3 separate regions of the Homo sapiens genome follow, and all the other regions are linked to region 1. A link is a contact called in ENCODE Hi-C or POLR2A ChIA-PET data. All regions are on one chromosome and are shown on one strand. Each heading gives the region's core, a stretch centred on a gene start or an enhancer-like site at or near the end of the contact. The rest is flanking DNA. Distances are from core to core; before and after follow the strand shown.

What was found. A loop is a pair of places that touch in the nucleus more often than their neighbours do. ChIA-PET counts read pairs that join two places held with the same protein, here RNA polymerase II (POLR2A). Pooled maps may share reads with other maps.
Region 2: a pooled map shows a loop between it and region 1 (2.6-fold over the local background). The contact joins two enhancer-like sites. A Hi-C loop is called at or near these places in 3 of 50 pooled maps. POLR2A ChIA-PET finds 5 or more read pairs at or near these places in 5 of 52 experiments (CD4-positive, alpha-beta memory T cell, CD8-positive, alpha-beta memory T cell, PC-3 and 2 more).
Region 3: a map of CD4-positive, alpha-beta memory T cell shows a loop between it and region 1 (12-fold over the local background). The contact joins two enhancer-like sites. A Hi-C loop is called at or near these places in 3 of 168 maps with a recorded cell type or tissue (CD4-positive, alpha-beta memory T cell, PC-3 and naive thymus-derived CD4-positive, alpha-beta T cell) and 6 of 50 pooled maps. POLR2A ChIA-PET finds 5 or more read pairs at or near these places in 2 of 52 experiments (CD4-positive, alpha-beta memory T cell and activated CD4-positive, alpha-beta T cell).

The regions. Positions count from the first base shown.
Region 1 is chr2:234,031,335-234,033,917 of GRCh38, reverse strand. No RefSeq gene overlaps it. Among named protein-coding and RNA genes, the nearest start is that of SPP2, 18 kb to the left of the region's middle. Within about 2 kb of position 1,282, at least 2 of the 41 ENCODE cell types and tissues checked have a DNase peak (open chromatin) inside an H3K27ac peak, as active enhancers do.
Region 2 is chr2:234,135,342-234,137,924 of GRCh38, reverse strand. No RefSeq gene overlaps it. Among named protein-coding and RNA genes, the nearest start is that of SPP2, 86 kb to the right of the region's middle. Within about 2 kb of position 1,309, at least 8 of the 41 ENCODE cell types and tissues checked have a DNase peak (open chromatin) inside an H3K27ac peak, as active enhancers do.
Region 3 is chr2:234,100,973-234,103,555 of GRCh38, reverse strand. No RefSeq gene overlaps it. Among named protein-coding and RNA genes, the nearest start is that of SPP2, 52 kb to the right of the region's middle. Within about 2 kb of position 1,280, at least 2 of the 41 ENCODE cell types and tissues checked have a DNase peak (open chromatin) inside an H3K27ac peak, as active enhancers do.

The DNA.
Region 1 (2,583 bases), core at 33-2,532:
TGAATTCTTTGTTTGGTGTTTTGTATACCTACACTTATTTAGGGCCAATTTCTGTAGATTTATTCTGTTTCTTTGATTAGGCTATATTTTCCAGTTTCTTTATGTTTCTGTAGCTTGGAGTTGATATCTGCAAATCCAAAGGAACAGGCACCTTTCCCATTATTCACAGACTGGCTTCATGCAGGGAAAGACCTTCGCCAATTAGCACAGGTAGAAAATCTGGAGGTCTCTCAAATTTTCTATGGATGTATTTTCTCTTGGCGAGTGTGTGTAAATTTCTAATTAGAAGAATTTGCTTGTTTCTATCTTCATATGCTCATAATCTCTTACTTCCTCTGGTGTCTACCTGCTGTACTCTGGGTCTTCTGTAGCAGCAGCATGTGCTCCAGCTTTTTTTTTTTTCAGTAGTCACCAGGAATCTAGAGTATGTTAGGTCCCATCAGCACCCTGAATTGGATGAGACAGAAATCAGTACTTCAGGCAGCTCTGCAAAATGCCGTGCTCCAACAATTTCTTTCCCCAGGGAGAAATTACCATTTGAGAGTTTTCACCCACTCATTCTCTGCTGAGCCAGGAGGAGGGGCTATTGTAAATGAGTATATACTAGTCCAAACTGTTGCCTTTATTTTCAGTGTCCCTACCAGCCTCGTGCTTCTTCCTGCCAGTGCTTACATTCAGGCAAACAGAAACCAGTCCCTCAGGCAGCCACTCAGAAAGCTGGACCTTTAGACACACGCTTCAATTCCTTACCTCCTAAGGAAGAAGCCAGGAGTTTTGGGTTTTTTTACCCATTTGTTTTGTGCTGTACTGAAGGGAAGAACAAGGCCAAGAAAAGTGCCCTGAATGTTCCTACTGACTTTTATGCAGCTGGTCTCATGCCCATCTCAGATGCAGGAACTTCTTGTTATTTGTTTCTGGGCTTCTCAGAAAGGAAGTTGCCCCATGTATTATTATTAAATCAGTGTGTGCATGGGTAAAAGGAGGGTCTGGATCTTCCAATCCACCATTATGCTAGCATCACTCATAAATTTCTTGAATATTGGTAGTTAGCAATACCAGACAGAAAGAGAGCTCTGGTAAGTTTCACACCAGTAATTACATGCTCTGGCCTGGAGCTCATTGGCTAGACCTAGTCACATGACTTTACCTAATTCAAAGGGAGCAGGAAAGCAAGTCCTGCTATGTACCTTAAAAGTTAAGAACAAAATATCTGTCAGTGAGCACTAATGACAACCACAAAAGGAAATGCGGTATTGCTGTGAAAAATACTTCTGGTCATGATAATACAAACACTGAACAATAACAAAAACTATAATATGACTCTCTTGGGAGGATGAAGGTGGGGTTGGGAACAGGGCATGAAATGACTAAGTCTTTATTCTTTCACCATAGGAAGTCACAAATGCTAAACAATCAAAACTAGCAGTATGAGTCTATTACTTAGAAATAGGAAAAGAAAAAAGAAAAACAAACAGACAAAAGACTTTTAAGTGGTTGCTTCAGCTCTTAGAGTGAAGTGGGGCAAGGATTTACATGAACATTAACACATGTCATCCATCCAGGAAGAAAAGGGAAGAATGCAGTGAGATGCCTTATTAGCTTCCCTGCCACTCAACTCCAGATGCTCAGACTGGGAGCAAATCCTGTATCTGTTTCCACTTTCACAACCAGCAAACATGCACCAGTCATAAGCAAAAAACCTGAAGAACTGAATAATTTTCATTTGAAGGATAATTTGCAAATTTTGATACTTCCAGTAACCAAGTCTGATCCTGTGCTAACCCCTGGAAGCACAATAGCCTTACTATGTGACCAGAATCCAAATATTTTAATACAACACTCTTTCATTTTTAAAATGTAAATCAGTGGACATGTTTATGGGCTCAACCATTGAAAGCACTCCAAAAACTTCTCTAAAAGAGTCTGTGATGCTTTCAAATTATTGGGATTGCTTTGTACCTCTCCAAAATTACTAAGAAGCATGAAGTTATTTTCAACCTGGGAGGATATATACATTTTTAAAGCAGTCATTTTCCAAACATGTGCTATTGAAAAATATAGTGACAAGGGCAGGTCTTGGGGTCAAAAACCACTGTCTTCTGAATGAGGCCCCTAGCCCTTAGTGACTGAAATCATTAAACTCTTTTTATTTGTCTCACGTAGATGTAAATAATGATGACTGCCTTGCTTCTTCTCATCAGATGCACTCAATTGCCTTTATCTTTCTTCTGAAGACTGTCACGAAGGTGTTGGTGGGAGAATACTCAAGACAGGGAAATAAAAAAACTTGTAATTTCACCTCAAGAGAATATTCTGTATTTCAAAGCTAACCTCCTGCTGCCTAATCCTATTTTGCACGTTAGAAACTGAAAATTATGTTGGCCTCCCTGTGTGACTTTGAGACACTTCTAATCTCTGCTCCATTCTCCCACCCTCAGGCAGATGGAGGTCCTGGGCCAACTAGAGGTGATGTCATGTTCTCAAAGAGACAAAAAAGAAATGAGATGAATAATTTCCAAAGTATTCCCCAATTTTGATGCAACCACTTGGATAGTTTTCATGGGCTAAGGACTATGCTGAGCA
Region 2 (2,583 bases), core at 60-2,559, 100 kb before region 1:
GAGCCCCACTGTGCCAACCAGGGACCTTTGGGACAAGGAGCCAGGCTGAACCCAGAACGTCCCAGCTGGGGGCCAAGTGCTTCTGGGTGGAGTGATTTTGCCATTGTGCTGGCGCCAGAGGGCTGTGAAGACTTACGTTCACATGCCCCTTTGAGGGGGTTTTACCAGAATTAAAGGGCTTTCATGGCTTGACCTAATTGTCCTGGGCTGTGGAATTCTTTTTGGTTCCTAGTCAGTGTTCTCACCAAGACCCAACTAGTATAACAAACTTGCTATCGTTGCAGGAAAAAGAACCCATCTCAATGAAATGAGTCACTGGTTGGAAATGTAACCTGCAGGCATTGGAGGCTGTTCTAATTTCTCAAAGAACAAAGGCAGGCAATTTGACAGCTTTTGTTGACTGTCATAGAAATTTCCTGTGAGAGGGAGTCAGTTGCTTCATCTCAAGGAGGTCTGAAGAGGTAATAAGTTGTTTTTTTTGTTTTTTTTTTTTTCAATTGAACAAAATTTATCTAAAACATTTTTCAGCTGGGCACGGTGGCTCACGCCTGTAATCTCAGCACTTTGGGAGGCTGAGGCAGGCGGATCACCTGAGATCAGGAGTTCAAGACCAGCCTGGCCAACATGGGGAAAATCCATCTCTACTAAAAAAAACAAAAATTAGCCGGGCTTTGTGGCGTGCACCTGTAATCCCAGCTACTTGGGAGGCTGAGACAGGAGAATTGTTTGAACCCTGGAGGTGGGGTTGCAGTGAGCCGAGATTGCGCCACTGCACTCCGGCCTAGGTGGCAGAGTGAAACTGTCTCAAAAAATAGCATAATCCCATCTCTGTCACCTACTTGTTGAATGTGTTGATGAAAAGAGTCAAGTTCTGTAAAATCTTTGAAGAGATTTATTCTGAGCCAAATATGAGTGACCAATGGCCCATGACACAGCCCTCAGGAGATCCTGAGAACATGTGCCCAACGTGATCAGGGACAGTTTAGTTTTATACATTTTAGGTAGACATAGGCATCAATCAAATTCATGTAAGATGAACATTGGTTCTGTCCGGAAAGGTGGGTCAACTGGAAGCTGCAGGGCTTGGAGTGGAGGAGGATTCCAGATCATCAGCAGATTCAAAGATTTTCTGACTGGCAATTGGTTGAAAGAGTTAAGTTATTGTCAGAGGACTTAGGAATGTCTGGGTTAAGATAAAGGGTTGTGAAGACCAAGATTTAATCATGCATGTGAAACCTCCAGGTGGCAGGCTTCAGAGAGAATACACTGTAAATGTTCTATCAGTAATTCCAAAAGGGAGGAGGGCATAATGAGGCATGTCTGACCTCTGACCCCTGCCTCCCATCATGGCCTGAACTAGTTTTTCAGGTTAGCTTTGGAATGTCCTTGCAGAGAGGAGGGGTCCATTTAGATGGTTGAAGGGCTCAGAATTTTTCTTTCTTTTCTTTTTTGGTCTACAAATGACTTTGAACAAACTTTGTAATTTCCTTGTGCCTCAGTTTCCTCATCTATAGAATGACAATGATGGTAGTACCCAGCCCATTGTGCTTGTGTGAGGATTAAATACATTGATCTGTGGAAAGTGCTCAAAATGGTGCTTGGCCAGTGGTAAGAGTGACATGGGTGTTATTAGAGGCATCCTGAAAACCATCCTGGGGGCTGCAGGGTAGGCCTGGGCAGCAGGCTTAGAGCACAGCCCCTTCTCGGCCTTCAAGAGCTCTTCCTCCCTGAGGCCCGTGGGGCAGGGTCCAGCGGCCACAGAGACCCGTTCCGTGGTCCCTGGCTGCACTGCACACAACACTCCCACCACTGCTGACCTCCTGGTCTCTCTCACGGGCTGTGCCCCACATCCTCGGCTGCGGTCACTGCACATGAATGTAAAACCTGCTGCACAGGAAGGGTTGAAGGAGGGTGTGATCCTTGGGTGAAGTTCTAATCCCCACCGCCAGCCTCACTGGTCTCCCACAGACAATCAAGATGACAATGGCCACTTCCCAGGGTGGCGGCCAGGGTTGGAGGAGCCAATCCCAGGTCCCAGGTCCGAGGCGGTTGTTGGGCCTTATTGATGCCTGATCGCCATCTAGTGCCCGATAAGAGTCACTGAATCTCTCCCATTACAAACAGCTGGTAACGGTGAATGCAAGACTGGAAGATTCCACTGAAGTCGTTTAGGCTTGGGGCCACCCATTTTAGGAATCCCTTCTAAAGAATCCCCGATCCAGTTTCTGTTTAGAGTTTGATACCGGACTCTGTTGCATTTTTTAAAAACTCTAGGTGTGAAAATCCTATTCCTCAGCTGGAGTCTTATTCCTTACATTTTAACATGCAGTTTTACCCCAAAGGTCCCCAAAATGAATAGCAATAGAGAGGAGAAAGTGTCAAAGTGGGGGAGGCCTGACTCTTGTTGTATACTTGGCTGATATGCGATCACTGTTTCTAAGCATTCAATTCCTTTTCATTTCTTTCTGTCAATTAAGCAGCGCCTGCATTTCAGCTAAGATCCGGGAATAGAAAGGTAACAAAAAATGCACAGACTTTGCTCTCACCAGGCTGAGGCAAGGCCAGCTAAGAGAAAGCTACAGT
Region 3 (2,583 bases), core at 31-2,530, 70 kb before region 1:
GGCCTTCTCCCAGCCTAAAAGACTTTTTCCTGGTGTCCAGTGAAGTTACTCATGACACAGGTTTATGTGTGAGTTTTTTGTTTTGTTTTAGGTTTAGGTTTCCAATTTCCTTAGTCAAGAGAGATCAGCAGTTGCAGAGGAGGTCTCCATTCAGTCTTTGAACACACCTGGACATACACCTAGACTGATTTCTACACACATCATGTGCCTATGTGGGCCTCTGTCAGTCACTTGGTTCCAGACTGGCTTTAGGGACGATCATGTTGCTTCCCTGCATATTCCTTTCCACATTTCCAAACAGAAGTTTAGGATTTTGCCTTTTATTGATTTAAGAGGGAAGTGTGGATGGAATGAGGATAGGAAGGCTATCCTCAAAACCAGGGGTAAAGCCAGGATTGGTGCATTTTGTCTGTGAATGAGTTAGTTCATTTATTATTCTTTTCCCTGGAACTATGAGAACAGTTACACTTGACTGATTTTTTTTTCTTTCTACACTGTAATTCCTTCCTGCTATTCAGAAGAGTTTGCCAAACCCTGATAGGTAGGAAGATGGATAGATGAATGGATAGAGAGAGAGAGAGAGAGAGAGAGAGAGAGAGAGAGAGAGAGAGAGAGATTCTGAAGTTACTGGTTTATTGGGAAAATTCAGGGAAGAGGCAGGAAAGTGAAGGGTAGCCTTTTTTCCACCAGAGCTCCAGGAGGAAACCAGCAAGAGAGGAAGCAGTGGCCCAGGCCCTATCTGAGAGAGGCAGAGGAGACCTTGGAAAGTATTTGCTGCCCATCCTTTTCCCAGAAAGGGCAATGAGACTCTTGTTTCTTACTTATATTTTGGTAGCTTGAATAATACCTCCCCAGCCCTATACTATGAATGTGTACTATAAAGTACACTTATGGTATAAAGCCATATAAATGGCCAAGGTCCCCTGCAGGTGGGATTAACTTAAAGTGGAGGAAGGTAACTCTGGACAGCAACAGGGAGAGCTGATGCTGGGGTTGCGTAGACACCAAAATCAAAATAGCGCTATTTATGGAGCACATTTTTAGAAATTCTCCCATGTGATTTTCTCAAAAACGCTATGAGGTAATAAAGGCTCAGAGAAGTCAAATTTTTTGCTCAGAGAAATCCAGCTAAAAAGTAGCTGAACTGTAATTGAAATGTATGCCTGACTGTACACAAGGTCTCTCCTAGTAACTCAGCCATTTCACATCAGAGGTGGCTGACAGGAAGCAACCACCTGCAATACTCTCTTTAATACAAAGGAGTCTCTGTAGTCCCGTGGTTTGGTGTGCACAGAACTCACCTGACCTGCTTCTCCCTCCTGGAGTCTGCAGGATGACAACGACCTGTGTAGGGCATTGGGCACTCCTGCCTCCACCTTCCAACCTCTGTGTGACTTCCTGACACTGATACCTCCAAGTCTATGGTCCCATTCTCTCTTCTCACCCCATCCCTTCACAAGTCATGGAAAACTCCAAAGTGCAATAAACTTGGTGCCAAAAGAACCTCTTACTCTTTCCCCTACCTCCACCAAACCTTTGCAAAACTTCTGAAGAAATTTGAGCTTACTCTTTCTCAGAATGGAAGGAATATTAGAAGGAAACAATAAGAATGGAAAGGGGATGGAAAAACCAGCCTTGAAGGGGGAGAAGAGGAAGCCAACATTCGCTGAACACCTGCTACATATCACACATGTCATGGTTGGCGTGTGTTCATTCTTAATCCTCCCAACCCACTACGGTAGGTAGAAACATCCCATCCTACAGGTAGGCAAACTGAGGTTCAGTGAAGATAAGTAACACACCTGAAGTCAAAAGACCCTGAAATAGCAAAATCACTTTCAACTCTCAATCTCCCTGGCCCACGCTCTTTGCCCCAGAGCCGGCTAGCCAGTGGCCCTGTAGGCGAACCAAGCAGAAGGCCCTCTCCTCAAAAATATCCCACAGAGAGCCACATCTCTGATGAGGTGTTAACCAGGAGCAGGATTGCTAACAGTCCCCCATGTTGGCCATGCCCACCATCCCTGCTCCCTGGAGGATAAAAGGGAAGAGACTTTGAACAAGACTCTGTGTGTGTGTGTGTGTGTGTGTGTGTGTGTGTGTGTGTGTGTGTGTCTGCCTTTCTCTCTTCTTCTGTCTCCCTCTTTCCCTCTGTCTCTTTCTGTCTCTGTCCCTTTCTCTTTCTGTCTGCCTGTCCCTCTGTCTCTGTCTCTCCATCTCTCATCACTCTCCCCCAACCTACAGACCACAAAGGTTTTCCCCACCACTTTACCATGGGCAGAAGCATTCACGGGGTCTCCACTATACATCCATGGAGAAGTAGGAAGTCAATTTTGGACTTTGAATCGCACTGTAGTTTCTAATCCATCAGTCACAAAGCAGTTTTTATTCATACTTGATACTTATGTTTCTGTGTGACACAATTTAGCACTCTGAGGACAAGGGATTTAATTATTTATCCCTTTAAATCTTAACCACAAAGCTTGTCTTGTTATCTGCCATATCTCCAGTGACAAGCATAGTCCCCGGCATATAGTGCAGGCTCAATATATATGTAAAATGGTAGATATATGTCTTAACATGCAT